Linked DNA regions of Homo sapiens: region 2 is linked to region 1. Evidence: chromatin loops called from intact Hi-C (ENCODE). Cell type or tissue: ascending aorta. All regions are shown on one strand. Each heading gives the region's core, and the rest is flanking DNA. Links, peaks and the distances in the headings are about the cores only. Region 1 has its middle 190 kb from the start of UBE2E1. Region 2 overlaps LOC124909353 (a long non-coding RNA gene).

Region 1 (16,234 bases), core at 5,185-13,184:
CTCCCAGGAATCCATGGATCAACGTCATCAATGCGTGGATTCCTCCAGGGATCTAGGTTCAGTGTCAGGATGTCTGTCTTGTTCACAGTCTTACCTATACCCCCTACCCCAGTTCCCAGCATGGTGTTAAGAACCTAGTCTTCCCTTCACAATAGTTGTAGAGTGACTCCGTGGTGAAATCATGTTTTCAAGTTTTACCCAATGCACTTTCTCTCCCAGTTGCTCTTCCTCTCTACTCCCAGCTCCCCTGCCCTTTGCCTTGAAGCCTGGAGCTAGCTGGGGCTTGCCCTGCCAGGGAAGAAGGAAGCCACTAAACCCCAAAGCAGAGTCCTGTCCGAACAAAAACCTTTTCGTGGTGATGGGGAATGTTTATTATCTTGATTGTGTATACGTCAGTCAAAACTTATCAAATTGTACACTCTAAATATGTGCAGTTGATTGTGGGCTAGGCTTTTGAATATTTTAAGCAGAGATAAGTTTTGAAAGCCTGGTGCTAAGAAAGAAAAGTGCCTTTGGAATTGTAGATTTTGTTTAAAATATCAAGAGCTGGAGGGGGCAGGTGCAGACACTGGAACTAGAGGGTGGTTCTTAAACTCTGGTCTGGTCAGAACCACTGAGGGGGCTGGTTCCAGTGCAGTGTTTCTGAGGCAGCAGGTCTGGGGTGGGGCCCGAGCCTATGTCTAACAACTCCTCAGGCGATGCTGATGCTGCTGGTCCCGAGATCACACTTTGAGAACACTGGTCTCAAATATAGAAGGAGTGGGGATGAAAATATGAGTTTCCTGCTTTGAGAGATAGGAGTTCGCCAGCTGGGAAGGGAGGGAGACTTGCAGTGGGCGGGGCCAGAGCTTCGAGGCAAATGCCCAGTGTTCTGTGCTTCTGCTTCAGAGCAAACTCCCTATGGCAGGGGGAAGGGTGAATATCTTGGATCAGTCAGGGTACTTGAGAAGGAAGCTGTGATGGCCTGGCTCTCCAAGGTGTAGCCTGGGACACCTAGCCCTCCTGGAGAATCCTGCATGGAGGCCTGGGGGCAGTGGACTAGCAGTGTCTTGGGGGCGAGGTGGAACTTCAGAGGCCTGCCGGACCAGCAGGGGCCTTGTGGTTGGGACAAGGAGGGCATCGGCCTGACTCCTGCAGGGCAAGGACATCAAAAACAGCTGGCAACACACAGAAAAGGCAAGTCTCACTGGCAGAGGCAAGCGAGGACACAGCCAGCAGACATGTGTACAGCCTCCCAGGAACTTAGATCGCCTGAGGCACGGTTACCCAAAAGAACATGATTTTTAAACTGGAAGTCACCAGTTGTTTTAAATTGGCAAGATTAAGTTTTCCACCTTCAGCAAAAAATGAATGCACAAAAACTAAGTTAATTTTAGTAAGAGACAAATGAAGAGAGTTCCATCTTTGTGCATTTGAATTGCTGATGTTGGGGTTATTCAACTTTAAACTTGTTAGAAACATATTCAGTTTGCACTGCTGTGGGATAAGACTAGCATGTCTTCATGAAGGAGTTCAAGTCTTGGAGTTTGGTAGGACTTTGGACATCAGAAAGGAAAACAGAACGTGAAAAAGCCCAGAGATAATAAAGCTAAACCTATAACCTTGATGTGGGTGATAGAACTGTAGGGAATCTGAATTCTGCCTCTGTCTCCCACACCTCCAGTGGATGTAGGAAGCTCTAAGCCAAGTTCGGCGGGATGCTGAGTGGAGTTGGGGGGTGCAGGCGGGTGCTCTGACCTAACTCTAGTTCTCACCAGCTGAATGGAGTGTGCTGGGTCACCCAGGGAAGCCACAGCTGTCACCACATGGGGCTGGTGGAGCCTAGTCAGGGTTGTGTTTGGGATGGGAGCAAAAAAAGAGGTACCCAAGAAGACAGTCATCTTTGGGATCTAGCAGTCATTGACCATACATTATTCATTCATACCCATCATTCAGTCATTATGCATGTTTGTAACACACACAGAAGGAAATCTTGCTGCTGAAATGAAGGATCTAGAAATAAATTGCACTGGCAATGCAGGGGAAATCCCAACATCCCTGGGGCCTTCCAGGACCAGCTTCTTTTTATTATTATTATTATTCTTATACTTTAAGTTCTGGGATATGTGTGCAGAACGTGCAGGTTTGTTACATAGGTATACACATGCCATGGTCTTGGTTTGCTGCACCCATCAACCCATCATCTACCTTGGGTATTTCTCCTAATGCTTTCCCTCCCCCAGACCCCCTACCCTCTGACAGGCCCTGGTATGTGATGTTCCCCTCTCTGTGTCCATGTGTTCTCATTATTCAACTCCCACTTATGAGTGAGAAAATGTGGTGTTTGGTTTTCTGTTCTTCTGTTAGTTTGCTGAGAACGACGGTGTCCAGTTTCATCTATGTCCCTGCAAAGGACATGAACTTATCCTTTTTTATGGCTGCATAGTATTCCATGGTGTATATGTGCCACATTTTCTTTATCCAGTCTACCCAGTCTATGATTGATGGGCATTTGGGTTGGTTTGCTATTGTATAGTATTCCATGGTGTATATGTGCCACATTTTCTTTATCCAGTCTGTCCAGTCTATCATTGATGGGCATTTGGGTTGGTTTGCTATTGTGAACAGTGCCACAATGAACATATATGTGCACGTGTCCTTACAGTAGAATGATTTATAATCCTCTGGGTATATACCCAGTAATGGAATTGCTGGGTCAAATGGTATTTCTGATTCTAGATCCTTGAGGAATAGCCACACTGTCTTCCTCAATGGTTGAGCTAGTTTACAGTCCCACCAACAGTGTAAAAGCATTCCTGTTTCTCCACATCCTCTCCAGCATCTGTTGTTTCCTGACTTTTTAATGATCACCATTCTAACTGGCATGAGACGGTATCTCATTGTGATTTTGATTTGCATTTCTCCGATGACCAGCGATGATGACCCTTTTTTCATATGTTTGTTGGCTGCATAAATGTCTTCTTTTGAGAAGCATCTGTTCATATCCTTTGCCCACTTTTTGATGGGGTTTTTTCTTGTAAATTTGTTTCAGTTCTTTGTAGATTCTGGATATTAGCCCTTTGTCAGATGGATAGATGGCAAAATTTTTCTCCCATTCTGTAGGTTGCCTGTTCACTCTGATGATAGTTTCTTTTGCTGTGCAGAAGCTCTTTAGTTTAATTAGATCCCATTTGTCAATTTTGGCTTTTGTTGGCATTGCTTTTGGTGTTTCAGTCATGAAGTCTTTGCCCATGCCTATGTCCTGAATGGTATTGCCTAGGTTTTCTTCTAGGGTTTTTATGGTTTAAGTCTTTAATCCATCTTGAGTTAATTTTTGTGTAAGGTATAAGGAAGGGGTCCAGTTTCAGTTTTCTGCATATGGCTAGCCAGTTTTCACAACACTATTTATTATATAGGGAATCCTTTCCCCATTGCTTGTTTTTGTCAGGTTTGTCAAAGATCAGATGGTTATAGATGTGTGGTGTTATTTCTGAGGCCTCTGTTCTGTTCCATTGATCTATATATCTGTTTTGGTAACAGTACTGTGCTGTTTTGGTTACTGTATCCTCGTAGTGTAGTTTGAAGTCAGGTAGCGTGATGCCTCCAGCTTTGTTCTTTTTGCTTAGGGTTGTCTTGGCTATGTGGGCTCTTTTTTGGTTGCATATGAAATTTAAAGTAGTTTTTTCTAATTCTGTGAAGAAAGTTAATAGTAGCTTGATGGGGATAGACACATTCTATAAATCTATAAATTACTTTGGGCAATGCAGCCATTTTCATGATATTGATTCTTCCTATCCATGAGCATGGAATGTTTTTCCATTTGTTTGTGTCCTCTCTTGTTTCTTTGAGCAGTGGTTTGTAGTTCTCCTTGAAGAGGCCAGAACCAGCTTCTTTGAACCAGCTTCCTGAAAAACAGGAAGTTCTCAAGGCCGACTTCCTGGAGATGGAAGCTGAGACTACAGATTGTAAAAGCCTTGGCCTCAGGGGACCATCTCCAGGTTCTGCAAGGGGCTTCTTCAAACCTCTGTGTGTGGAGTCATTTTGTGCTGAGGAGCAGCTCCTTCCTGGCCCTGCACCTTCAAGCTCTCCCTGGGATGCTACAACATAAGGGGCACACGTTCTAGACACATGTTTATTTTTATTTCTCTTTGGCATCCTGTCTTCATCCCCTCAGAAGGTCTGTCTTGAGTTCCTATAACACTGTGACTCGCTCAAGCCAGACTCTGCCAAAACCAAGATACCCACTTACCTGAGTGGAAGAGGTGTTACTGAAACACCATGGGTTCCATCTGGGTCCCATCACTCACCACATAGAGAGCCAATCACTGAGAAAACGAGTATCACCAGGGAAGAAGGCTTTTTATTCAGGTGACGTTATCCTGGAGAATGGGAGATAAGTCTCAAATCCATCTCCTCAATGGACTAAAATTGGGGGTTTATGTAGCTGAGAAGGGATGGAATTGTGTGTGGGAAAACAGGAACTAGGGAAGGGTAAGGAAAATGAATAAAGCGACTGGTGTCTTACTGGCCGGATGCAGTGATCTGGTGAATTTTAGTCCTTTGCCTAAGGGTCAGTTTCCTGAAGAAGGAACCCAGATGAGACAAATAAGTTTCAAGTTTTAAGATGGGGGTGTCAATGTCTATGTTTATTCAAGAAAATCATAAAGGTCAGGCATGATGCCTCGCACCTGTAATCCCAGCACTTTGGGAGGCTGAGGCAGGTGGATTGCTTGAGGTCGGGAATTTGAGGCCAGCCTGGGCAACATGGTGAAACCTCATCTCTACAAAAAATACAAAAATTAGCCAAGTGTGGTGGTGCATGCCACCACATGTGTGGTCCTAGCTACTCAAGAGGCTAAGGTCAGAGGATCACCTGAGCCTGGGGAGGTTGAGGCTGCAGGGAGCTGTGATCGCACTTCAGCCTGGGCAACAGTGAGAACCTGTCTTAAAAAACAAAAAATATAATTTACAAATTTAATTCCCACGCATATCATATTTGACTTGTATAGGAAAATAAAGATCCTGTTGCATCTTGAACATGATCTAGAAAAAATGTTTATACTGGTAGGAGGATCACTTGAGCCCAGGAAGTTGAGGCTGCAGTGAGCCGTGATCACTCCACTGAACCCTAGCCTAGGCAACAGGTTCATTAAAAACAAAAAACAGGCCAGGCACAGTGGCTCATGCCTGTAATTCCAGCACTTTGGGAGGCTGAGGCAGGTGGATCACATGAGGCCAGGAGTTTGAGACCAGTTAGGCCAACATGATGAAATCCTGCCTCTACTAAGAACACAAAAATTAGCCAGGTGTGGTGGCGGGTGCCTGTAATCCCAGCTACTTGGGTGGCTGAGGCATGAGAATTGCTTGAACCCAGGAGGTGGAGGTTGCAGTGAGCTGAGATTGCACCACTGTACTCCAGCCTGGGCGACAGAGCGAGACCCAGTCTCAAAAACAAAACAAGACAAAAAACAAACAAAGAAAAACCCAATAAGTATCAGTTATATGGGACGATAGGGCTGGATTCAGAGGGGAGCCCAGTTTTCAACTCTTCTTTGAAATTCCTGCTTCCTCAAAAGGCCACTGAGCTCTGAAAGATTTGGGACTAAAGACCTATCTCAGGAATCTTCCCCTGAGCTAAAGGCCACTTGAGTTGGGGCCATTACTTACCTTGGTTGGACGGGGGTAGCAATGCTTGATGCACATGGGAGAGTCTTAACATGCGTCTTACGGAGGAGATGGACACTGGTGCAGGGTTGGCACTCTGGTGCTGCATATGTTGCCAAGAGCCTGTCTGCTCCTACCGGGCCAGGTAGCATGAGTGATGCCCCCACAGCTCCTCCCTGTGGACTTAGGAAGGTGCCCCTACTCTTGCACAAAGCCACTTAGGGCAAATCTGCAGAGCATATTTTGCATGTCGAAGCATAGGTCTATTTGGATTATCCTTCTTCTATTTTCTCCTGACAGCTTCCTTTCCAAGAAATCAAGAAAGAAAACAAAAGCTAGCCAGGGGTGGTGGCTCATGCCTGTGATCCCAGCACTTTGGGAGGCCGAGGCAGGTGGATCATGAGGTCAGGAGTTCGAGACCAGCCTGACCAACATAGTGAACCCCCCATCTCTACTAAAAATACAAAAAATTAGCTGGGCGTGGTGGTGGGCACCTGTAATCCCAGCTTCACATGAGGCTGAGGCAGGAGAATCGCTTGAACCTGGGAGGTGGAGGTTGCAGCGAGCCGATATCGTGCCACTGCACACCAGTCCAGGCAACAGTGCAAGACTTCATCTCAAAAAAAAAAAAAAAAAAAAATTAGTCAGGTTTGGTGGGGGGGTGCCTGTAATCCCAGCTACTTGGGAGGCTGAGGCAAGAGAATCACTTGAACCTAGGAGGCAGAGGTTTCAGTGAGCCAAGATTGTGTCACTGTACCCCAGCCTGAGTGACAGACTGAGACTCCAACTCAAAGAAAAAAAAAGAAGCTGAAAACATTTATTAAAAAAAAGGAAGAAGGAAATTGCAGAATATGCAACAATTAAGTAGTAGGCATTTGGTCTTCTGGGGAAAAATATTACAACCTATTTACAAACCTTTGTTGATGATCTGAGTGGTCACTCTCTTGATACCATGAGATACCACTTCACACTCACTAGGATGGCTACAATCAAAATCACAATGGTTGGCAAGGATATGGAGAAACTGGAAACTTCGTAAGTCATTGCTGGTGGAAATGTAAAATGGCGTAGCCACTATGGGAAACAGTTCGGAAGTTCCTCAGTTAAACATAGTTACCACAGGACCAGCAAGTCTACTCCTAGGGTATATACCTAAGAGAATTGAAAACGTATGTCCACACAAAACTTGTACATGAATATTCATAGTAGCATTATTCATATTAGCCCTAAAGTAGAAGCAACTCAAATGTCCATCAATTGATGAATGAATAAATAAAATGCGGCATATCCTACAATGGAATATTATTCAGCATAAAAAGGAATGAAGTATCAATACGTGCTACAACATGCATGGACCTTAAAAACATGCTAAGTGAAATAAACCAGACCTAAAAAATTATATGATTCCATCTGTATGAAATTTCCAGAATAGGCAAACGCATAGAGGCAGAAAATAGATTAGTGGTTGCCAGGGGCTGAGGCCAGAAGATGGGAAGTGAGAGCTAATGGGCATGGAGTTTCTTTTGGGGGTTATGAAATGCTCTGGGAGAAGATACTGATGATGGTTGTATGGCTTCATGTATGTACTAAAAACCATTGAAATGTACACTTCACTAAGGTGAATTTTATGGCATGTAAATTACATCTCAATTTTGAAAGCTTCTTCATTAAGAACACAAGAGCCTGCTCCTGTAGCACATATACTAAAATTGGAATGATACGGAGATTAGCATGGTCCCTGCACAAAGATGACACACAATTCGTGCAGCAGTCCATGTTCATAAAAAGAACGCATTTGCACTCCAACGTACACATCCCCTGATCATCTTTGATTCTATTAATTTTTTTCCCCTCTGGTAAAACCCCCAAGAGGAAAAATACTCCCCTTTTCTAAATTGCTCACTAGAGTGACTAGAATGGTGTCTAATAAATTCTTTTTTTATAATGAAAATGCAATAATTATTTTACATTTAGGGCATCTGTTGAAGAGGGGGATTGTTACACGATCATGTTCCTGTCTTAAAGAGGGATTTAAACAGTTCCTCTGATCTTTTAAATATTCAAAAAGATTATTTTTGAAACTGCTGTTTAAATGGAGAAAGTAGGATTTAAGAAGGTGCAGCTTCAAAGCTGGAATTCATAGAGCCATAGAGAGGTTATAAAGCAGTATCACATAATAAAATTAAAGTGTTCCTACCAATTATAAGGGCATTCTTTTGTGAGTAAAAGCATTTCTTACGGTGTTCAAACATATCTTAGTATACTAAAGAGAAACGGAAATATTCTACACATAGACTTTATTTTATGGGAATGATAGTGCCTTCTGGGTCTTACTTCACTGGGATTTTTAAAAATCAAGGAAATATATATGAACGTGTTTTGTTCCCTCTGAAGAAATGTGGCATATAAATCCAAAACCTTGTTAACTTAATTCAATAAAACTTTATGGAAATGATATAAAAGCACCTGGTGAATTCTAGTTTATGCTCTAATTACCTACACAAAACATTTTTCACTCACTCCATAAAAGGGTTATAGCCCATTTTTTTTTTTTATTTATGCGAGCTTGAAATGAAACTCACTTCCCAGTAAGGAGGTGATTCGCTGTCAAATCATGGGAGAAAGATTGTTTGACGAGGAAAGTTGATAGTCACATCCACGTGTTCCTACCCCGCCTCACCACACCACACTCTGGAGCAAACAACTCCTTTTTCTTTTTTTTATTCTAAACTGCGCTTGAGAAGTCTTATTTATACAATTTTACGCAAGCTAAGGGGAGCACATTGCGTTCTAGTCTTCTTTTCTTCTCCCCCTCTCTCTCCTTTTTCACAGAACCTAATTATTGGACACATGGCTCCTTTAAAACAATCAAGAACAGGAAGGCATGTCCTCTCTGCCGTTCCCTCTGGCTCTGAGGAAAGGCAGCCCGTTCAGGGTTCAGGGCCCGGGAATTTTTTCTGAGCAATAACCAGCTTGAAGTGGCCCTGCCAATGGAGTCCTCTGGGGCTGAGTTATCGGAAGCCCCAGAGATGCTCGTTCTCTGCAGGACATGGAAGTCTACCCTGACCAGAGGAGGGGTGAGACCTTTCGCTAGGGTCCTTTCACCTGCTCCACGTAGACCCCCCACCAGAAGTCTGCACCCCTCCCGCCCCCTTTTGCCTCGGCAGGAAGTTTCACACTCGCTTGTCTGGCCCTGAAACAAGCTTCCTCTTTCTCAGATGCAAGGCCACCTACTCGCTCTGGAATTCCTTCACAGACTAACCAGGCCCTTCTTGAGCAGGCCCCCAAAAGAAAAATGATTAATGTGGCTGATACGTATATTGCAGACTGTCCGTCAACAGAAGTGGAAAAAAAACACCTTTGGGGGCTGTCCCTAGGCTTAGGCACTACAGCGAGTTCCCAGCTTCAAAGGAGCTTTATCTAAAAGCCATTTTTCTCTGGAGCTGAGAGGAGCAGGGAGAGCGGGCAGCCGGCCAGCCACAGCTGGAGAGAGGACTCTAAAGGCCTGTTGAGCACCAGCTCCTTTGCTGGGTTGCCGGCTCTGGTTTTATTTTGGCCGTGTCAGATTCTGGCTTGAGTTTGTACTGATGTTGCCAGCTCATTCGTTATGCCCATAAAATAATAATGCCAGCAATAACAACAATGAATAATAATAACACAGCAGATCCCGTTTACTCAGCACTCACCATGTGCCCGATGCTGGGCTACATATTTAACCTAAATTTTCTCATTTAATCCTTACAAACTCCTAGAGGTTTAATGACCTCCCTAAACCCAAGTCAGCCATGAAATTCTGTCTGAATCCAAAGCCCATTGAGGACTCTGCTCTTCTATATATGGCCTGGGCTGTATTTTCAAATCCCCAGAGGACGGAACTTTTAAAAGGCTGTTACCCGCCCAGGCCCTGGAGGCTGGGAGGTCACCGAGGGGCTGTCATTTTTAGGAAGGTCCTATCCACAGAGAGATGGCCAAGCAATGTGCCCACCTCTTTAAGTTAAAGGCTAAGGGAAACGTCACACTCTCAAATATTAGAAGGAAAATTATAAAATTGGTGAATATCAGAGTAAAGCAAAATTTGCCTTTCATATAGTAGACACTCAAAATCATTCTATGAAGTAGAACCCTCTAATTTTTTTTCTCCTAGACTTACCTCTTTTGTGCTTAGTAGGCCCTTTTGATGTCTGTGTAGGGGAGGTATTGCCCAAGCTTATTTTCTTTGTGACAACTTGAGTTCTTGAGCCATAGATTTTTAGGCCATGTAAAATGTAGGTGGAAACACAATTTCTCCCTTAACTTCTTTTTCTCTATTATCCTGATATTTAAAACATTCGTTGATTAAGTTTTTTTTTTTTTTTTGAGATGAAGTCTTGCTCTGTCTCCCAGGCCGGAGTGCAGTGGCGCAATCTCGGCTCACTGCAACCTCCGCTTCCTGGGTTCAAGTGATTCTCCTGCCTCAGCCTCCCAAGTAGCTGGGATTACAGGCGTGTGCCACCAAGCCCGGCTACTTTTTTTGTATTTTTAGTAGAGATGGAGTTTCACCGTGGTAGCCAGGATGGTCTCTATCTCCTGACCTCGTGATCCACTTGCCTCAACCTCCCAAAGTGCTGGGATTACAGGCGTGAGCCACTGCGCCCAGCCGATTAAGCTATTTTTGAACATATCATAGTAATGTGAACCACAAATTAGCATATTTTTCCAGGGCTGGAACATTTATTGAGGTTTCAGAACCTAAACATTTCCCAAGAAAACCTGCACATTAGTATTAGCAGAGTCCATAAATTGTTTTTAGAAACAGGTACTAAATAAATCCTAAATATATAAAGAATAGAAACGAAAACAAGACAACCTATCAGAGTTTATTTTAAATGTAATCCAGATAGAAGATTTCCACTCGGGCATTTTAGCAGCACACTCTGGCTTCGAGGCCGAGTGCAGCCCTGCGGTCAGCCACAATCCCCTTGGCTCTGTTGCTTAGTCAAGGAGCAAAATCAATGGCCTGTCCTTTCCTCTTCCCCCATTCCAGCCCTGTCCCCCAAGTCTCTCCATGCAAAGAATCCTTTGTAGTTGTACCTAATTTTCCTTCAGGCCTTGTAACTCTTTATTTTATTTCTTTGGTGACACCTGTTTTACTCTAGTGGGGCGAGCAGGCACAGGTAATAATGTGGATAATTCAGACCAAGCTGCTGCATGGATTCTGGTAGAGGCACAGAACAGGGATGGTGCCTCAGCTGGCCTGTTGGCCCCCCAGGACAACCAGGGAGGCTTGTGCCCGTCCAGCTCTTGTGGGATAATCCCCAGCTCGAAACCGCCACATAGTCTTAAGACGGCTCCTGCAATCCACCTGGCCCAGAGCTCTTCACAACAGGGCTAAGTTACTTCCCACCCTTGCCACCCATATCCTCCACCTCCACCTGCTGTGCCCTCGGATGTGTCTCCAGGCCTTTGCTGAGCTCTCTCTTCTTCCTAAAAGCCCTTCCTTCCTGACGTGGCCAGAATCCTAAGCAGCTTTCCAGGCTGAAAGACAGCTTCCCTCACGGGCTTCCTCACTTCTCCGCAGCCATAATGAAACCTCTTCCGCTTCCCTTTCTCCCTTCCTCCTTCCCTTCTTCCTTAATATTTTATTACGGGAAACTTCAAACATATTCAAAAGTAGACAAAATAATGCAATGGAATTTTGTGTTCCTCTTGCCCAGGTTCAACAATACGAATGCATGCCCAGCGAGGTTTCACCTGTTCCCATTGGATCATTTTGAAGCAAATCCCAAATCTCATCATTTCATCCACAAGTGTTTCAGAATGTATTTCTAAGAATTCTTTAAAAAAAAAACTTAACACAATGCAATTATCATACCAAATACAACAATTCCTTAACATCATTACATTTCCCCAACTGTCTAAGAATTTTTTTTAATAGTTTGTTTAAATGAGAATCCAAGTAAGGTCTATGCGCGGCAAATGACGGATTGGTTTCTTAAGCTGCTTTGAATTTATGGCGCCCCACCTGCCTCTCCCTAATTTCACTGGTGAAGATCCAGGGTCCCTTGTCCTGCAGAGCCCCCAGAGTCTGGACTTTGCTGAGGGAGTCCTAGTGTTTCCCTTTGATGGTCCCTCTGCTTTGGCATCTGGAGCCCTTGGAGTCACTGGGGGGCCTCTGGGGACTTGCCTAGGAGGCAGGGTCCTTGAGGCGAGGTCCTTCCCCCCTGGGTCCCTCAGGAAATGTCCTTTGAAGTCTGTGGCAGGTGTAACTTAGGATCCTGAACCTCCAGAGTCCAGAAGTGTCCCTGCCTGGGGCCCGCACCTCAACTCCCACAAATTGGGGCAGAAACTCTTCAGCCTCTGCCAAGACAGACCCTTGTCAGGCCCCTGAGCTCCAGCCAGGAGCCGATTCCGTGTGGAATCTGAGCGAAAGTTAAGTGCCTGGACTACCCAGATTCTGGCCTTGCCTGGCCTTCTTCAGTGTAGCTGATGCCCAGGTTGCCACAGGGCAGGCGGAGTTCCAGATCCACCCCTCCTTCTTTAAGCCAAAGCCTGTGAGAGGAAATTGCCATTTCTGAGCATCTTAGACTTTCTCTCCTCCCCCTTTCCTTCTTACCTCTGTGTGGGTCTCCTTTCCATCTGCATTGCATTTACTTAAGTAAATACCCAATTTACATGCCACAGGAGTGACAAAAGGACTTAAAACAATTCAAGAGAACTGCCATGGTGCAAAATCCCATTTTTGAAAGTCAGAAGTCTGATACCACCTATCTATCCCTGTTTAACCACCCAATTCATTCCTGAAATTCTTGCTGTTAAGGACAAAGTCATTTAATGAAAGAAATTTTTCCCATTAATTTTAATGGAAAAAAATTATGAGGCATTGTCCTCCAAACCAAGATACTCAGATAATTTTCACAGGTAGGAAACTCTATCCATTGAACAATAAAAGTAAGTAATGCAAGTAATAAACAACAACACAAAGGTAGAGGAATCTAGTTTGTACATAAAGTGCAAGGTAATAAAGGTTTTTGGAACTCACCAAAGGAGCAAGAGTAGTTGAGGGAGGGCATCATTCTTTGGAAGGCTCATTCTTTCTTCATGTTTACTTCACCCATTTTTCAACCTTTGGGCTGACAACTATTTTGCCTGCAAATGATGCTTTAAGCTATATACAGATTAACATTGCTAGAGAAAAATAAAGGCTGAGCGCAAGAGTGCTTGGCAGTGTGGGAATAGCACAAATGTACAAGAAACTGAGAGCTATAGAAGGTGCTGGCTCCTTCTCTCTCTCGCCGGGTTCACATTTGCAAGGCACACTGAGTCTGTGCAAACAAGGTGCACAGGTGCACAGTTCAGGTCTGTTTCATATGATATTCTTTGGTGAGACACTGTTATGTCAACTAAATTCTGAGTGTGGTTTTGCCTGCCTTGGATGTCAAAATATCACTGCTTCTAGCATATTTATTTAGTGTGCTTTTTGGATAAAAGGATATTGTACTGAAAAAAAAGCCATTGTCCAAAATGTGTTTCCAGAGCCGTTATGTTGAAGAGTTAATGCCACAGTCATTATGTGAGGAAAACCTGTGTGCCTTGGTCTTTCCCTGAGCTTTTCTTCTGCTGCGAGTCCCGATTTCCTCTCAGGTAAATACATGCTTCAGGTAGACTAGTATAAAGGTCAGGTTCTCAGAAAGCCAAATAAGAACGGCCCCTTGATACTTATATTACCAACATCATACTTATCTGCTTCTTACTCCTAAGTTCATAGTTCTTCAAATCACTGATGCATGCAACAACATGGATGAGTTCCAAAAACAAGCAGAGTGAAAGAAGCCAGACAACAGAACACACTACATTTGTCTGAAATCTGGAGTAGGCAAGACAATCCAAGGAAACATAAACCAGAACGTGTTCCTTGTGGGTGGGAGTGGGGGACTGATAAGAAAGAAGAATAAAGGAATTTTCTGGGATGAATGAAATGTTCTTCACCTTGCTTTGGGTGGTGGTTACACAGGTATCTGTAACTGTCAAAATTCACCAATCTCAACATCTAAGACCTATGCATTTTACTGTAAGTTGGTGCAAAAGTAATTGCGGTTTTTGCCACTGAAAGGAATGGCAAAAAGTAAACTTTTGATGCCGTTAAAAGTAATGGCAAAACCCACAACTACTTTTGCATCGACCTAATTAATTTTAATAGTGAAAACCGCAATTACTTTTGCACCAATCTAATATGTGTAAGAAGTTTAAAATAAATTAAAAAAAAAAAGAATTCAAGAGTCTCTTAACATGGTTATTAAACGTGTGCCTGAATAAACTTTATAGGCTTTGAGGTGGGAAGGCTCAGGTGTGAATTCCAGTTTCATGACTCCCTGCTGGAGGATCTTGGGCAAGCTAATTGACTTTTCTTAGCCTCAGTTTTCTTTCTTTTTTCTTTTTCTTTCTTTTTTTTTTTTGAGACAGAGTCTTGCTCTGTCGCCCAGGCTGGAGTGCAGTGGCATGATCTCGGCTCACTGCACCCTCCACCTCCTGGGTTCAAGTGATTCTCCTGCCTCAAACTCCCAAGTAGCTGGGACTACAGGTACGTGCCACGCCTGGCTAATTTTTTGTATTTTTAGTAGAGACGGAGTTTCACCGTGTTAGCCAGGATGGTCTTGATCTCCTGACCTCGTGATTTGCCCGCCTCGGTCTCCCGAAGTGCTGGGATAACAGGCGTGAGCCACTGCGCCCGGCAGCCTCAGTTTTCTTATCAATAAACCAGTGGTGAAAACAGTAAGTAGCTCATAAGGGGCTGTGCACATTAAATAGGCTAATGCCCACAGAGCTCTTAATAAGTGACAAGTAAGTATCATGTTCCTCATCTCCCCTGAGTACTTTCAAGGGTACTCGTTGAAGTCCCCGCATCCACCTCCTGTTGTCACTATTCACACTCTCCCATGGCCTCCCCTCCAGTCTGTCCCATCTTTCTCAGACGCTGTCCCTGCCCCCTGATCCCCTGGCCTCAGTTCCATCAGCCCTGGCACAGAGTGCCCTTCTAGTCTCTTTATCTCCCCTCTTGCCAAACATCTTTGGTGCTTTCCCAGCGGGTTCCTCTGCCAGCAGGTTCTGTTGCCTGCCATCCAGCCTCCCGCAGAACTGTTGCATACAGAGCCTTCCTCCTGGTATCCAGGCTTCACCTGGTTTCCTTCCATTCACACTAACAGGGAATTCTCATGCCTCCAGCACACGCCTGGCCTTGTCCAGCCCTGCGTCTTTGTTCACAGTAGCCTTTTTACCTGAAATAGACTCTTCCATTGCTTTCATGTCTCAAAGACCCAGGAAGGCTTCCCTGACCCCAATCCAGCCTGCAGCAGCATCTCTTCCCCGTCTGCATGCTGTAGCTTTTTATGCAATTCAACACTACTTTGTTCAGCACATGTACATCTTTGTTTGGTAGTTGTTTTTGACAGTGTTATCTTCATATAGTAAAGTAAGTGTTCCAAGAATGAAAGGCTTTTATACACTTTTGTATTCCCCTCATTGTCATGTACCTAGGAAGTCCTCAGCAGATATTTGGTGAATGGCTCTTATTGTCTTTACAATTTCAAAGCCCTTACATGTTAGCAATCTTCACATCACAGCAACACTTCGCAGAGCTAAGGGCAGATATGCAGATATTGTCATCTGCTTGTGACCAACGAGGAAGCCAAGTGCAGGCAGCGGGGAGGGTGTACAGAGCCACACACCTAGCATGAACCCAGGCCAGGCTTTCTAACTTCCTAACTTCTCCGTATCACCCTGTAAGTCACGACATTGCCCTGGTGTCCAATGGTATTGCAGAGTGAGTAAGAGAGCACTGAGGTTAATAGCATCTAACAGTTACCACTGTCAAAAAAGACCATGTTACTTAGTCTGTTTGTGCTGCTTTAACAGAACACCATAGACTGGGTGACTTATAAGGAACAGAAATTTATTTCTCACAGTTCTGGTGGCTGGGAAGTCCAAAATCAAGACCCCAGGATTTGGTCTGGCAAGGCCCTTCTTGCTGTGTCCTCACATGGCAGAAGACAAAAGGGCCTTCATCCCATTAATAAGGGAGCCGCCCTCAGGGACTATTAATCTGTTAAAGGCCCCACCTCTTAATACTATCACATTGGCAACACCTATGTTTTCTTTTCTTTTCTTTTTTTTTTTTGACATGGAGTCTCGCCCTGTCACCCAGGCTGGAGTGCAGTGGTGCGATCTCGGCTCACTGCAAGCTCCGCCATTCTCCTGCCTCAGCCTCCTGACAGCTGGGATTACATGTGCCCGCCACCACACCTGGCTAATTTTTTATATTTTTTTTTAGTAGAGACAGGGTTTCACTGTGTTGGCCAGGATGGTCTCTATCTCCTGACCTCGTGATCCGCCCACCTCGGCCTCCCAAAGTGCTGGGATTACAGGCGTGAGCCACTGTGCCTGGCCGGCAATACCTAAATTTTTGAGGGGACACATTTAAACCACAGCGGTTATCAAATTGCACAGAGATTGATGGCAGTGGTTAGCTTACTTAAATGATTTTCTTTTCTTTCTGCTCCTTCCTGCACACTGATATTTAAATGATGTTAAAGAAGTGTTTAATTCTTGGTGCAGGGTC
Region 2 (16,234 bases), core at 4,578-12,577, 74 kb before region 1:
TGAAATGACCCAATAAAGCACAGAAGCAGGATGTCTGCCGGGAAGGCATCTCATTCCCCTTTTTCTTCTCTTTATCTTCCTTTTGTAATTTTCCCTCTTCTCCATTTAAGCTCCCAGCTTACTTCCTCCCTCCCTGCCTTCCTTCCCAAGCATTGTGTGAGTACAGGGCTAGGCACTGTGGACACAGAGGGGCAGGTTAGTAGGCTCCTGGGCCTGCCATCTGAGGATGTTCTCCTCATCTCACTACTGGGTTTGGGGGATGAGGATCAAGGAAGCTCCTCGGTAAGGCCAGTTTTGCCGAGTCTTGCAGGAGGAGTTGGCCTCAGAAGCAGAGGCAGGAGCAGGAGCAAAGGCCAGGGGAGCAGGGCAGGTTCTGGAACTGCTTAGGACCTAGTGACTAGAATGTGGCTGGTAAAGGTAACAGGTGGCTAAAGGTGGTAAAGGTAACAGATGGCTGCAGAAGGGGAGAGATGGGCTGGAGTGCCCTAAAGAAAGCAATGGGGGCTGGGCGTAATGGCTCACGCCTGTAATCCCAGCACTTTGGGAGGCTGAGGCAGGCAGATCACTTGAGGTCAGGAGTTTGAGACCAGCCTGGCCAACACGGTGAAAATACAAAATTAAAATACATTAAAAATACAAAAATTTGCTGGGCATGGTGGTGCACACCTGTAATCCCAGCTATCTGAGAGGATGAGACAGAAGAATCCCTTGAATCTGGGAGGAGGAAGTTGTAATAAGCCAAGATTGTGCCACTGCACTCCAGCGTGGGTGACAGAGTGAGACTCCGTCTCAAAAATAAAAAATAAAATAAAAAAAGCAATGGGAACTACTGGAGGGTTTAAGCAAGGGTGTAATTTGATTTTACATTTTAGAAAGAGCCTTCTGGCTACATTTTGGAGATTGGATGAGAGAGACTAGGGAAGCCAGGTAGGAGCATTTTGTGATTTGTTAGAAATGTGATTAATGTGCTACCCTTCTTGGGAATGTTAACATTCTGTTTTTTTTTTTGTTTTGTTTTGTTTTTGAGACGGAGTCTCGCTCTGTCGCCCAGGCTGGAGTGCAGTGGCGCTGTCTCGGCTCACTGCGAGCTCCGCCTCCCGGGTTCACGCCATTCTCCTGCCTCAGCCTCCCGAGTAGCTGGGACTACAGGCGCCCGCCACCGCGCCCGGCTAATTTTTTTGTATTTTTAGTAGAGACGGGGTTTCACCGTGTTAGCCAGGATGGTCTCGATCTCCTGACCTCGTGATTCGCCCGCCTCGGCCTCCCAAGGGAATGTTACATTCTTAACAGGCCCCCAAGGACAGAGTGATGCTTAACACACAGAGATGAATTGCTCATGGTGGAATTCTCTGCACCTGGAGAAAGACGTCAGGGGACATGGCAGCCTACCTTGCTGCTGTTAAACCACACTAAAGACAGCTGCATATGTGGGGAAGAGCATCAGGGAGGAAAGGGGGTGGGAGAAGATGCAGTTTGGGAGTGGAGGCTGGGTGTGGGGGTGGCAGGGGCTAGACTTAGGGAAGCAGTGATGGGAGACCTCAGTAGGCAGGCAGAGCAGCAGTTCATGGCCTTGGCTGCATGCTGGAATTACCTGAGGGCCTCCTGATGCTGAGGCTTCAACCCAGACCAATGGAATACAGACTTCTAGGACTGCACTTCAGACATCAGCATTTCTCAAGCTTCCACGCTGATTCCAGTGTGCAGCCAAGATTGCAAACCACTGCCCTAAAACGATGATCCTCAAAATGTGGTCCGCAGACCCGTGGCTCCGGCATCAATAGGGTACTTGTTAGAGGTGTAGATTCTAGACACCAGCCCAGACCTGCCGAGTCATTCTGATTCTACATTTTACTGAGATCTTTGGTGATGCTATCACATTGAATGCACATTGGAATCATTTGGGGAGCATTTTTTTAAAATCTTTTCTATTTTTATTGTTTTTTTTTTCACAGGACAAAGACATTTGAGGGAGCTTTTAAGTTATTTAAATTTTTTTAAGTTTTTTTTTCATAAGACAAAAAGACATTTGCGGAAACTTTTTCTCTTTTTTTTAATGAAAATCTCGGTGCCTGGGTCCCACCTCCAGAAATTCTGATATTATGGATTTGGGGTGTGGTCTGGGCAACAGTATTTCTCAGATCTCCACAAGTGCAGTCAGGGTGGAGAAGGGCCCAGAAATTCTATCAGTGTTTTCCATGGTCCTGCAGCCTCAAAATAGAGAGGAGAGGAAGGCTTAGGACTTCACAAACCTGGAATCTTTTAGCTAAATAGTAAGTTTAGAAAAGTTATTGAGAGTTTTAAATACATGAATGGAACCTGTGTCCTCTGCAGCACATCATTCCTGGTATTGAAGTTCCTGAGGAGGCAAAGCAGCCAGAACATTTATGCTGAAATGTATTCCACTACCTGTTTACCATGTGTAATCCCATCTCTTAGCCTTGTGTGCCTAAGTGTGTGCATTTGTACAATGGGCACAGCAATGCCCAGTTGAAAGGATCAATAAAGGAAGCTGTTGCCTGGGCTCAGTGGCTCATACCTGCAGTCTCACCTATTTGGGAGACTGAGGTGGGAGGACTGCTTGAGCCCAGAAGTTCGAACCTGCAATGAGCTATGATTTGCCACTGCCCTCCAGCCTGGGTGACAGAGCCAGACCCAGTTTCTAAAAGAAAAAAATAAATAAAAAAGGAAGCTGTGGTGCAGGCAGGCAGCCGCTAAAACGGCCCCAGGCATCTTGCTCCTGGTGTTCATATCCTTGTATAATTTCTTACCTTTATGTGTAGGCTGGACGTGGTGACATGGCTTCTAACAAATAGAACATGGCCAAAGTGATGGATGTCACTTCTGAGATTAGGTTGTTAAAAGACTGCAGCTTCTCTCTCTCTCTCTCTCTCTCTCTCTCTAGTGGGAAAAGCAAGCCTCCATGTTGTGAGTAGTCATATGGAGAGGCCCACGTGTCAAGGAACTGATGTCTGCAGCCAACAGCAAGGTCCTGACTCATGTGAGTGAGCTTGGAAGCAGATCCTCCCTGGGTTAAACACTGAGGATGAATGCAGCCTGCGAGAGACCCTGAGTCCTTTATGATCTAACCTCAAGAGCCACACAGCCATATTCTATTTCCTGGAGCAGTTATAAGACACACAGTTTCAAGAGGAGGGTGTAATAGTCCGTTCTCACGCTGCTATAAAGAATTACCTGAGACTGGGTAATTTACAAAGAAAAGAGGTTTAACTGACTCATAGTTCCACAGGCTCTATGGGAAGCATGGCTGGGGAGGCCTCAGGAAACTTACAATCATGGCAGAAGGCAAAGGGGAAGCAGGAACGTCTTACCGTGGTGGAGCAGGAGAGAAGGAGAAGAGAGAAGTGCTACACACTTTTAAACAACCAGATCTCGTGAGAACTCACATACTATCACTAGAACAGCAAGGAGGAAATCCACCCCCATGATCCAATCATCTTGCATCAGGCCCTTCCCCCAACACTGGAGATTACAATTCAACATGAGATTTGGGTGGGGACACAGAGCCACACCATATCAGAGGGGAGATAGGCTCTACCTTTCAGGGGACGGGTGTTAGTCACATTGTCACAGTATAGGAGGATAGGAGATAGATCTATAACCCTTTACATGAGAGATTGGTGATTATATACAGACACACTTTGTTTTATTGTGCTTCTTAGATTTTGCATTGTGCTTTGCAGATATTGTGGTTTGTTTTGTTTTTTAAAAATTGAAGGTCTGTGGCAACCCTACATTGAACAAGACTATAGGCACCATTTTTCCAACAGCATGTGCTCACTTCATGTCTTCATGTCACATTTTGGTAATTCTCACAATATTTCAAACTTTGTCATTATTACTATATCTGTTTTGGTGATCTGTGATCAGTGATCTTCGATATTACTATTGTAACTGTTTTGGGGCACCATTTACTGCACTCATATAAGACAGTGAAATTAATTGATAAGTGTTGTGTGTGTTCTGATTGCTCTACCAACTGGCCATTCCCCCATCTCTCTCCCTCTCAGGCCTCTCTACTCCTGGAGATACAACAATATAAAAATTAGGCCAATTAATAACCCACAATGGCCTCTAAGTATTTAAATGAAAGGAAAAGTCTCACATCTTTCAATTTAAATCAAAAGCTAATTGCATGAAGGAAAAGGATTTATTATTAATAATAATATAACATAATATAATACTATGTAATAATAATATAGTAATAATAAATCAAAAGCTAGAAATGATGAAGCTTAGTGAGGAAGGCATGTTGAAAGCTGAGACAGGCCAAAAGCCAGGCCTCTTGTATCAAACAGTTAAAAAGTGTGAATGCAAAGGAAAAGTTCTTGAAGGAAATTAAAAGTGCTGCTTGAGTGAACATATAAATGTTAAGAAAGCGAAATAGCTTTTCTGCTAATATGGAGAATGTTTGAGTGGTCTGGATAGAAGATCAAACCAGCCACAACATTCGTTTAAACCAAAGCCTAATCCAGAGCAAGGCCCTAACTTGTTTCAATTCTGTGAAGGCTGAAGAGAGGAAAAGGCTGAAGAGAGGTGAGGAAGCTGCAGCAAAGTTGGAAGCCAGCAGAAGTTGGTTCATGAGGTTTAAGGAAAGAAGGCATCTCTGTAACATAAAGGTGAAGCAGCAAGTGCTGATGTAGAAGCTGCAGCAAGTTACTGAGAAGATCCAGCCAAGAGAACTGATGAAGGTGGCTACACTAAACAATAGATTTTCAATGTAGATGAAACAGCCTTCTCTTGGAAGAAGATGCCATCTAGGACTTTTCTAATTAGAGAGGAAAAGTAGATATCTGGTTTCAAAGCTTCAAAAGAATGGCTGACTCTCTTAGACGCTAATGCAACTGATGACTTTAAGTTGAAGCCAATGCCCATTTGCCATTCTGAAAATCCTAGGGCCCTTTAGAATTATGCTAAATCTACTCTGCCAGTGCTCTGTAAATGGAACAACAAAGCCTGGATGGCACATCTATTTACAGCATGGTTTACTGAATATTTTAAGCCCACTGTTGAGACCTACTGCTCAGAAAAAAAGATTCCTTTCAAAATATTACTGCTCATTGACAATGCATCTGGTCACCCAAGAGCTCTGATGGAGATGTATAAGGAGATGAATGTTTTCGTGCCTGCTAATACAATATATGTTCTGCAGTCCATGGATCAAGGAGCGATTTTGACTTTCGAGTCTTATTATTTAGGAAATACATTTTGTAAGGCTGTAGATGCCATAAACAGTGATTCCTTTGAAGGATCTGGGCAAAATAAATTGAAAACATTCTGGAAATGATTCACTATTCTAGATGCCATTAAGAATACTCATGATTCCTGGGAGAATGTCAAAATATCAATATTAACTGGGGTTTGGAAGAAGTTGATTCCAACCTTCATGGATGTCTTGAAGGGGTTCAAAACATCAGTGGAAGAAGTAACTGCAGATGGGGTGGAAACAGCAAGAGAACTGGAATTAGAAGTGGAGCCTGAAGATGTGCCTGAATTGCTGCAATCTCATGATCAAACTTGAACAGATAAGGAGTTGCTTCTTATGAATGAGCAAAGGAAGTAGTTTCTTGAGATGGAACACACTCCTGGTAAAGATGCTGTGAACATTGTTGAAATGTCAGCATAGGATTTAGATTAATATATGAACCTAGTTGATAAAGCAGCAGCAGGGTTTGAGAGAACTGACTTCAATTGTGAACAAAGTTCTACTGTGGGTAAAATGCTATCAAACGGCATTGGATGCTACAGAGAAATCTTTCATGAAAGGACAAACCGATCAATGCAGCAAACTTCATTGTTGTCTTACTGTATGAAATTACCACAGCCACTCCAGCCTTCAGCAGCCATGACGCTGATCAGTCAGCAGCCATCTGCATGGAGGAAAGACCCTTCACCAGCAAAAAGTTTATGACTCGCTGAAGGTTCAGATGATTGTTAGCATTTTTTTTTTTTTTGAGAGGGAGTCTCGCTCTGTTGCCCAGGTTCAGTCTCAGCTCACTGCAAGTGTAGTGGTTCAATCTCAGCTCACTGCAACCTCTGCCTCCTGGGTTCAAGCGATTTTTGTGCTTCAGCCTCCCAAGTAGCTGGGATTACAGGTGCATGCCACCATGCCCTGCTAATTTTTGTATTTTTGGTAAAGATGTGCTTTTGCCATGTTGGCCAGGCTGGTCTTGAACTCCTGACTTCAGGTGATCCATCCACCTCGGCCTCCCAAAGTGCTGGGATTACAGGTGTGACCCACCATGCTCAGCCTGATCATTAGCATTTCTTAGCAATAAAGAATTTTAAAGTTAAGATTCCCCCTTGAACCAGGCTGAGAAAATAAATAAATAATTAAATTAAGGTACATACTTTTTTTAGACATAATGCCATTACACACTTAATAGACTACAGTATATTATAAGCATAACTTTTGTTTTTTTTCTTTTTTTTTGAGACGGAGTCCCGCTCTGTTGCCCAGGCTGGAGTGCAGTGGCACGATCTCAGCTCACTGCAAGCTCCACCTCCCGGGTTCACACCATTCTCCGGCCTCAGCCTCCCAAGTAGCTGGGACTACAGGTGCCCACCATCATGCCTGGCTAATTTTTTTTTGTATTTTTAGTAGAGACGGGGTTTCACCATATTAGCCAGGATGGTCTCGATCTCCTGACCTTGTGATCCGCCTGCCTCGGCCTCCCAAAGTGCTGGGATTACAGGCGTGAGCCACTGTGCCTGGCCTTATAAGCACAACTTTTATATGCACTGGGAAACCGAAAAATTTGTGTGAGTCAGTTTATTGTGATAGTCACTTTATTGGTGTGGTCTGGAACCAAACCCACAATATCTCTGAGGTATGCCTGTTTAGAAATAGATATCAATACAGATGTCTATACTCATATATTTCACAGCATGGCTCATAAATCCCCCTGAACAAGCTCTTAGATTTTATTTTATTTTATTTTATTTTATTTTATAGAGACAGGGTCTTATTGTCACCCAGGCCAGAGTGCAGTGGCACAATTATAGCTCGCTACAGCCTCAATCTCCTGGGCTCAGCCTACTGTCTCAGCCTTCCCAGTAGCTGGAACTATAGGCATGCATCACCACACCTGGCTAACTTTTCATTTTTTGCAGAGACAGGGTCTCACTATATTACCCAGGCCATTCTTCAGATTTAAATCGAGGCTATATGTGAGATGGGATAGCTTGTGCAGAGCAGACACCTCCCACCAGCCCCTAACAGCTCTGACCAGGGCCTTCTGTGTAATGTTTAATTAGTTACCCATCTTTGCAAAATGTGATCTGTTACAAAGTATTTGCTGCTCCTATTATAATCACTAGCATTTGTAGCAGTAATAGTGCAGCAGCATCTCCACCATTTCGGCCTGGGGATGGGTGGGGAACAGTGTTCCTGGCATGGGGCTTTGGAGCAAGACAGACCTGGGTTGGGATCCTAGAACCATCTTTCATGCAGGTTCAACTTAGAAACACCACCTCCTCTCTCAGTCCTAGTTTCCTCCTTTGTAAAATGGAGATTAGAATACCTACCAGGCAAGGTTGTGAAACGCATGCAGAGAATCTATGAAGCAGATATCTAGCTCATGTCCAGGATACAAAAAAAATGGCAGGGTCATTTAGAAAATGCACTTTCTTAGGCTGAGCTGAAAGGAGTGCTTGGGCCAAAGGCCCCCCCTGACTTCTTCCCCAACCTGGAAAAGTCCAGGCTCACCCAACTGCTGCCACTCTAGGACAGGGATAAGTGTGAACTTAAAGGGTTAAGGAGATCTGGCTTCAGAAGCAAAGTGCTGAGGGGAAAGCAGGAGGTGGGCTGGGAAGGGGCCCTGGGCACTATTAGCATGCAGCTGGTAAATGCTGCCCACCGATCCAGGCTCAGCTGTTCCTCCTCGCAGAGCCAAAGGAGAAGGATGAAAAAACGGTGGTCAGAGCTGTTGGTGGAAGGGGTCTTTCTGTGGGAGCTGTTCCATCTCACACACAGCCCTGATTTAAATCTGAGAAGGAGCCCCTGGAGGCAGTTTTGTGAGCCCTGCAATGCTAATTAACTCCACTGTTATATTTCAACATGAGAGTCCCTCTAGGATTGGAGCACTTCTTTCTCCTGGAAGAATTTTAAATTTTGCACCAGTGTATAAAAGTCTCTGCCAATACTGTGGGCAGAGGGGCCTGAAAGTAGAATCTGCAGAATTTTCTGGGTGAGGGTTCAGGTGGAAAGACTGGTCTCTCACAAGTGAGAAGTTGACAACACACCATAACCATAATTGTCTTTCGATTTTTCATTTTATTTAAACCACTCTCTAGCTTACTAAGTTATGTTTTAATGGTTAGAGCTTTTAAAAGGGAAAAAAAGTAGGGAGGGGAACCCCCAAACCAATGAACTAAACCTTGAGAGAATGGAAGCCACGTGAAGGGACTGGTGAGTTCATGATAAATTCCCTGCAAAAGCAATTCCAGAAAATTTAAGTTCCCTCTGCCAAATGCCTGAACTGTCAGGGAGCCAAGAGAAAAAGGAGGGACCAGATGAGACATCTCAGCAGGGGGCCCGTCCCTGCCAACCAACAGAACCAACTCCCCCAACTTGATCTGATCCCAGAGAGGATCGGGTGATTCAAAAGTCAGGAAGACAATTGTTCAGGGCCTTCTGGATTACTCATAACTCATGCCCTGACTCACCAAGTTGGACTCATTCCAGGCAGAGAGGGAGTGAGAGGCTCAGGGTGAGTGCACAGAACTGGCCGCCTCACCACTGGCAAACCAAGATCCCAATCTACGTGACAGGGACTGTGGACTCTGGATTCTTGTCCATGGGGTGAAAGATAACTGCAGTTTATGAAGATGGTCATAACCCCCCAACACCCAAGACTGAGTTGAGAGGCAGGCTCAGGTATTCCAATAACTGATTGGCATCCTAAAGGGGGCAGAGCTTCGCGGTCCCTGGCTGGGACAGTGGGAATTTTATTGTGGGTAGGGAGTAAGAGCAGCCTGGTTATTTCAGCGTCTAAGGGTTACACCGAGAGTTCCTTTAGACATGCTCAGTCCAGCTGCCATATGGTAGGTGCCAGTCACAAGTACTACTGAGCACTTGAAATGTGGCTGGGCCGAATTGGGAGGTATAAAATACTCACCAGACTTCAAAGACTGAGTATGAAAAAACAATGTAAACTATCTCATAATTATTTATATTGAACACGTTGAAATGGTAGATTTTTAAATATATACTGGGTTAAATAAAATTTTTAAAAATAATTTCGGGCTGGGCACGGTGGCTCATGCCTGTAATCCCAGCACTTTGGGAGGCTGATGTGGGTGAATCACGAGGTCAAGAGATCGAAACCATCCTGGCCAACATGATGAAACCCTGTCTCTACTACAAATACAAAAATTAGCCGGGTGTGGTGGTGTGCACTTGTAATCCCAGCTACTCAGGAGGCTGAGGCAGGAGAATCGCTTGAACCTGGAAGGCAGAGGTTGCAGTGAGCCGAGATCGTGCCAACTGCGCTCCAGCCTGATGACAGAGTGAGACTCCATCTCAAAAAAAAAAAAAAAATCATTTTTCTTAACGTGGTCACTAGGAAAGTTAAAATCACATATGTGACTCACATTTTATGGCTCACATTTGATTTCATTGGCCTGACTGCTTTAGACACATTAAGGGTCATCTCTTCTAAGGCAAAGTGATTAAGAACAAAGGCTGAGGCTGGGCATAGTGGTTCACACCTGTAATCCCAGCACTTTGGGAGGCCAAAGCGGAAGGATCACTTGAACTCAGGAGTTTGAGACAAGCCTGGCAACAAAATGAGACCCCATCTCTACAAAAAATAAAAAAAAATGGCTGGGCATGGTGGTGCACACCTGTAGTCCCAGCTACTTGGGAGGCTGAGGTGGGAGGATCGCTTGAGCACAGGAGATCAAGGCTGAGATGGCACCACTGCACTCCAGCTTGGGAGACAGAGAGAGAGTCTCAAAACAAAACAACAAAACAACAACAACAACAACAACAACAACAACACAGCCTGTGGATCTTGACCATTTAGGTTGAAATTTTGGATCTACCATCAGTTGGTTGTAAGATTTGTTCAAGTTTTCATGTCTTAGTTTCCCTATGTGTAAAATGGGGTTAATATTAGTACATAAATAGGTGAAGCTTAAGTGAGAAGATATACCCCAAAGCACTACAACTGTCTTTGGCACATAGCGAGCATTTAATACATAGTTGCTTTCCTTAGTATCTAGTCTGAAAAGTTTCTCATAAGATGGGGTGGAATGGGAGGTATGGAGGCGTGAGATTGTAGCTCTTGATATCTACCTTTGATCCACTGGTCCTACCATATTAACTTGTGAAAAGAAGCTCCTTCTCCACATGGATTTCATTTGTGAATTTGGAGACTGAAGGTCAGAGAGGCTCTCTGGCTTTCTTAGTAAGGCAAAATAAGTCAGCCAGCTCAGAATGGGACACTTGGGGTTCTGCCCTGAAACTGGAGGGTGCAGGGAGAAGATATCTCACTTGGTGTTAGAAGACCTGGGCCTAAATCCTGCTGTTTGACTCTCATGAGTCTCCTTACTTGTACATAAGACTCCCTGAGAAGGCTTCCAAGTCTGTACGTCATTTAGAGAAGCCCCAAGGTTTTGATGAGCACCTACTATGTGTCAGGCACTATAGGAAGAGTAGGATACCATGAGGGGCTTCCAGTCCAAGAGGGAAAAGTCGAAACAATTCTTTATAAATGTTCACATTTTTTAAAGTATACAAAGGATGTGAAAGAAAAATATAGGAAGCTGGGTAGGGTCACACCAGGGGATCCTAACTAAACTACGGGAATCAATCAGGGCTTTTCTAGGGTATGATTATTAACCTGAGACCCCGGCTAAATAAAGAAGGGGAACATATCACAGGCAAAGGGACTAGAAAGAACAAAGCCCCTAAGGCTCCAGAGACTGATGGAATATCTGGGCAGCCAGGGTACATGAAGGGAAGAGGCATGTGATGGTTAATTTTGTGTGTCACCTTGGCTAGGCTATGTGCCCAGCTGTTTGGTCAGACACTAGTCTGGATGTTGCTGTGAAGGTATTTTGTAGATGTGATTAACATTAAAATCAGTAGAATTTGAGTCAAGCCAGTTCCTCTCCATAACGTGGGTGGGACTCACTAAATCAACTGAAAGCCTTAAAAAAAAACTGAGGTTTCTCCAAAAGCGAATTCTGCCTCAAGACTGTAACATAGAAATCCTGCCTGAGTTTCCAGTCGCTGCCTGCCCTGTGGGTTTCGGACTCAAGACTGCAACATCAACACTTACCTAAACTGCTGCTCTACAGATTTTGGATTTGGATTTGTCAGTCCCCACAATCACATGAGCCAATTCCTTCATCTCTCTCTCTCTCTCTCTGTCTCTCTCTCTCTCTCTCTATATATATATATACACATATACACACACACGTATATGTGTATGTATGTGTATATATCCATATATCTATATAGATATATAGAAATATACATATAGTTACATAGAGATCACTTGAGCCCAGGAGTTTGAGACCAACCTGGGCAACATGGTAAGACTCCATCTCTACACAAAATTTAAAAATTAGCTGGACATAGTGGTACATGCCTGTAGTCCCAGCTGCTTGTGGGGGCTGAGGTGGGAGGATTGCTTGAGCCTGGAAGGTCTTGAACTCCTGGGCTCAAGCCATCCACCTGCCTCAGCCTGTCAAATTGCTGGGGTTACAGGCATGAGCCACCACACCCAACCTCACTCCTTGTCCTAAAGCCAGCTCAAATGCCAGTCCTCTAACATTTGAAACTGTTCTCTCAGAGCAGAGGTTCTTGAAGTGTGGTTCCCAGCCACCACCACCAGCAGCAGCAGCAACAGCAGCACCTGGGAACTGGCTGGAAACACAAACTCTCAGACCCTGCTCACGACTTTCTGAATCAATTGCTCTGGGGTTGGGGCCCACTCATTTAGGTTATTTATTTATTTATTTATTTTTATTTTTTTGAGACAGAGTTTCACTCTTGTTTCCCAGGCTGGAGTGTAGTGGTGCCATTTCAGCTCACTGCAGCCTCCGCCTCCCTGGTTCAAGCGATTCACCTGCCTCAGCCTCCTAAGTAGCTGGGATTACAGGTGCCCACCTGGCTAATTTTTGTATTTTTAGTAGAGACGGGGTTTCACCATGTTGGCCAGGCTGGTCTCGAACTCCTGACCTCAGGTGATCCTCCTGCCTCGGCCTCCCAAAGTGCTGGGATTACAGGCATGAGCCACTGCACCTGGCCTATTTAAAAAATTTTTTTGAGACAAAGTCTAGCCCTGTTTCTCAGGCTGGAGTGCAGTGGCGTGACCATAGCTCACTGCAGTCTCAACCTACTGGGCTCAAACAATCCTCCCACTTCAGCCTCCCAAGTAGCTGGGACTACAGGTGTGCACCACCATGTCCAGCTAATTTTTGTATTTTTTGTAGCGAAGGGGTTTTGCCATATTGCTCACGCTGGTCTTGAACTCCTGGGCTCAAGTGATCCTCCTGCCTCAGCCTCCCAAAATGCTGGGATTACAGTTGTGAGCCACTGTGCCCAGCCCATTTGGGTTTAAATACGCCCTCCAGGTGATTCTGGTGTACCTGAAGTCTAAAAACCCCTTTAAAGCATTCATCACAGTGTTTTGGGACTGTGTGTCTGTTTTCAGCCTAAGAATCAGATATTTTTCAGGACAAGAACTGTGCCTTACTTTATCTTTTTAATTAAAGTGCCTGGAACAGTACCCAATACTTGGTTGACCTCCAGTCAAGGTTTATGGTTGAAAAAAAGCAATTTGAAGTTGGATGTTGTATTAGTAAGGGTTCTCTAGAGGGAAAGAACTAATAGGATAGATGTATATAGGAAAGGGAGTTTATTAAGGAGAACTGACTCACACAGTCACCAGGTGAAGTCCCACGGCAGGCCGTCTGCAAGCTGAGGAGCAAGGAAGCCAGTAGTGGTTCAGTCTGAGTCCCCAACCCTCAAAGTTGACAGGGGAAGTTGACAGGGGCTCTCGGGCCTTCAGTGGTGTAAGTCCACTGGTGTAAGTCCAAGAGTCCAAAAGCCGAAGAACTTGGAGTCTGATGTTCCAGGGCAGGAAGCATCCAGCATAGGAGAAGGATGAAAGCTGGAAGACTCAGCCAGTCAGCTCCTTCCACTTTCTTCTGCCAGCTTTTTCCAGCCAAGCTGGGGCCGATTGGATGATGCCCGCCCACACTGTGGGTGGGTCTTCCTGAGGGTGGGTCTTCTCCTAGCCCACCAACTCAAAAGTTAATCTCTTCTGGCAACACCCAGATACACCCACAAACAACACTTTTCATCCTTCAATCCAATCAAGTTGACACTTAATATTAACCATCCCAGAAGTCATGATGAGTTCCTTTTCATTTTCCTGTCCTTGAGATCAAATCTAGTTCTCAGAGACTATACAATTAAACACGGAAGAAATAAAACAGAAAATGTCATCAACTCTCAGATAGTAGGGAGGGGTGGGAAAAGGAGAGTCACAGAAAGCTCCTAATCATAGTTTTTATTTTATTTTATTAATTAATTAATTAATTAATTTGAGACGGAGTTTCTCTCTGTCATCCAGGCTGGAGTGCAGTGGTGAGATCTTGGGTCACTGAAACCTCTGCCTCCCAGGTTCAAGCGATTCTCCTGCCTCAGCCTCCCAAGGAGCTGGAACTATAGGTATGCAGCCACTACATCCAGCTAATTTTTGTATTTTTAGTAGAGACGAGGTTTCACCATGTTGGCTAGGCAGGCCTCAAACTCCTGACATCAAGTGATCCACCTGCTTTGGCCTCCCAAGTGCTGGGATTACAGGCATGAGCCACTGTGCGTGGCCCTAATCATAGTTTTTAAAAATCATTAAAATGTAGCACCAAAATAATCTTAACATAGTGTGTATTAGTTTCTAGGGCTGCTATACGGAAGTACCACAAGGCAGGTGACTTTAAACAACATTACCTTATTCTGTCACAGCTCTGGAGGCTGGAAGTCCAAAATCAATGTCAGCAGGGCCATGCTGTCTCCGTGACGGCTCTTGGGCAGAATCTGTCCCATGTCCTTCTTTCAGTTTCTGGAATTGCTGGCAATCCTTGGTGTTCCATGACTTGTATCCGTGTCACTCCAATCTCTGCTTCTGTTGTCATATGGTATTCTCTCTGAGTGCCTATCTATGTCTCCTTTGCTTATCAGCTCACCAGTCATATTGGGTTTAGGGTCCACCATACTGAGCATCTTAACTTGCTTACATCTGTAATGACCCTATTTCCCAATAAGATCACATTCATAGGTACTAGCTTAGGAGTTGAACATATCTTTTTTGGGGGAACACAATTTATCTCACAACATGTATATGAAATTTTTAGGTAAAATTATATCCTATGTTTAGGGACACATTTACTATTCTCCAGAAGTCATTCGGAACTGTAAAAACAATAAAAATATTATCATTTAGGGACTTAAAACATTGATGATATCTGAAATATCTACTTCTGATAAAATTACCAATATTAATGTCTGCTTTAGCTGAACCTCAATATGTACGGAAACAACACCTTCATGACGTTAGTCAGTCACTGAGCAAATTGTCCTCACTTCCCAATTGTCAGCTTAGAAGCGATTCGATGCAGCACCAGGTCTGGGCTTGGCTAACTGGCCCCGAGACTCCTTCTCTGTGAGCCCCTCGGCCTCGGTTTGAAATGACTCAACAGTTGAAAGGTATCTCAAAGTTTCTGATATGGTTTGGATTTGTGTCCCTGCCCAAATCTTCTGTCGAACTGTAATACCCAGTGTTGAAGGTGGGGCCTGGTGGGAGGTAATTGGATTTTGGGAGTAGATCTTTCACGAATTGCTTAGAACCATCCCTTTGGTGCTGTTCTCGTGATGGAGTTCTCATGAGATCTGGCTGTTTAAAAGTGTGTGGCACCTGCCCCTCCTGTGCTGACCACGTGAAGTGCCTCACTTCCCCTTCGCCTTCTGCCATGACTGTGAGTTTCCTGAGGCCTCCCCAGAAGCTGAGCAGATGCCAGCATCATGCTTCCTGTACAGCCTGTGGAATGGTTGAGCCAATTACAGCTCTTACTCAGTCTCAGGTATTTCTTTATAGCAATGTGAGAACAGTCTAATACAGCTTCCTTCCCTTTTGAGAGCAAGGAAGGAAAGCCTTACCCTTTCCTCCTGGCTGGTACATACACTGCACTCCCAGGGATCCCTCATGGCCTCAAAGACAGTCAGCTGACAACGAGATTGTCAACATATTTAAAAAAATTTACTATCAGTCCATTTGAATAATTTTACCAAGGAATAAACTTAACAGTTTTCCTTTTCCATGTCACAAACCAAGTTTGTTTGGTTTTGGTTGACACTCATTAAGGTAAATACTTTCTGTATTATCTCATTTAATCCTCACAACAACTCTGAAGTGGGTATTGGTATTAGCTTCAATTTATGCACAGGAAACTGAGACATCGAGAAGCAATTTGCCATAGGTCACTCAGCCAGTGAGTGGTAGAGCCAGAATTTGAACACAGGCCCACAGGATTCTTGATTCTTGACCTAACCATTTGACTTTTCTGCCCTTTTCTCTAGTCCCAAGGGGAACAAAAGATTTTGGTTTGGTCCTGTTTGTAAATAAACAACTCACATTGATTTTAAAGCTTCCTAGGATCCATAAAACCAAATGCTGTATATCAACCAACTCATAATCTGTGTATTACATAACATATAGTTCTATACTGGTTATCTGTAAGTTTGATATATTAATTATTGATTACTGGCAAAATCATGCATAAAGGGTGTGGACGTTAAAAAAAATTATGTATTTGAGGCCAGGCGTGGTGGCTTACACCTGTAATCCCAGCACTTTGGGAGGCCGAGGTGGGTGGATCACTTGAGGCCAGGAGTTCGAGACCAGCCTGGCCAACATGATGAAACCCTGTCTCTACTAAAAATACAAAAATTAGCCAGGTATGGTGGCACATACCTGTAGTCCCAGCTACTCGGGAGGCTGAGGCAGGAGAATTGTTTGAACCCAGGAGGCAGAGGTTGCAGTGAGCCTAGATAGTGCCACTGCACTCCAGCCTGGGCAACAGAGTAAGACTCCATCTCAAAAGAAACAAACAACAACAAAAAACAAACAAAAAGCATGTCTTTGGTCTCTGCCCCTGGCTCCTGGCAAAGAGCTCCTAAATCGCTTGAAATTTCCCAGGT

The links. A loop is a pair of places that touch in the nucleus more often than their neighbours do. Peaks named below come from ENCODE experiments on the same cell type or tissue, not always from the same donor. Only the 100,000 strongest peaks of a DNase experiment are listed, where the experiment ranks them.
Region 2: a loop joins it to region 1, with 2.7 times the contacts of the local background. A loop is called at or near these places in 2 of 110 quality-filtered maps.

The regions. Positions count from the first base shown.
Region 1 is chr3:23,604,852-23,621,085 of GRCh38, reverse strand. It overlaps the pseudogene RNU6-922P. Among named protein-coding and RNA genes, the nearest start is that of UBE2E1, 190 kb to the left of the region's middle. RefSeq lists enhancers at 11,269-11,864, 11,865-12,461. In ascending aorta, for the core only: no CTCF peak of the experiment used is centred there; DNase peaks (open chromatin) are centred at 8,715 and 9,145; H3K4me3 peaks cover 1,575 bases; H3K27ac peaks cover 1,645 bases.
Region 2 is chr3:23,678,403-23,694,636 of GRCh38, reverse strand. LOC124909353 (a long non-coding RNA gene) reads right to left here. Exons shown (of 2, transcript XR_007095844.1): 2 at 12,874-14,449. Among named protein-coding and RNA genes, the nearest start is that of UBE2E1, 120 kb to the left of the region's middle. In ascending aorta, for the core only: no CTCF peak of the experiment used is centred there; a DNase peak (open chromatin) is centred at 8,686; H3K27ac peaks cover 942 bases.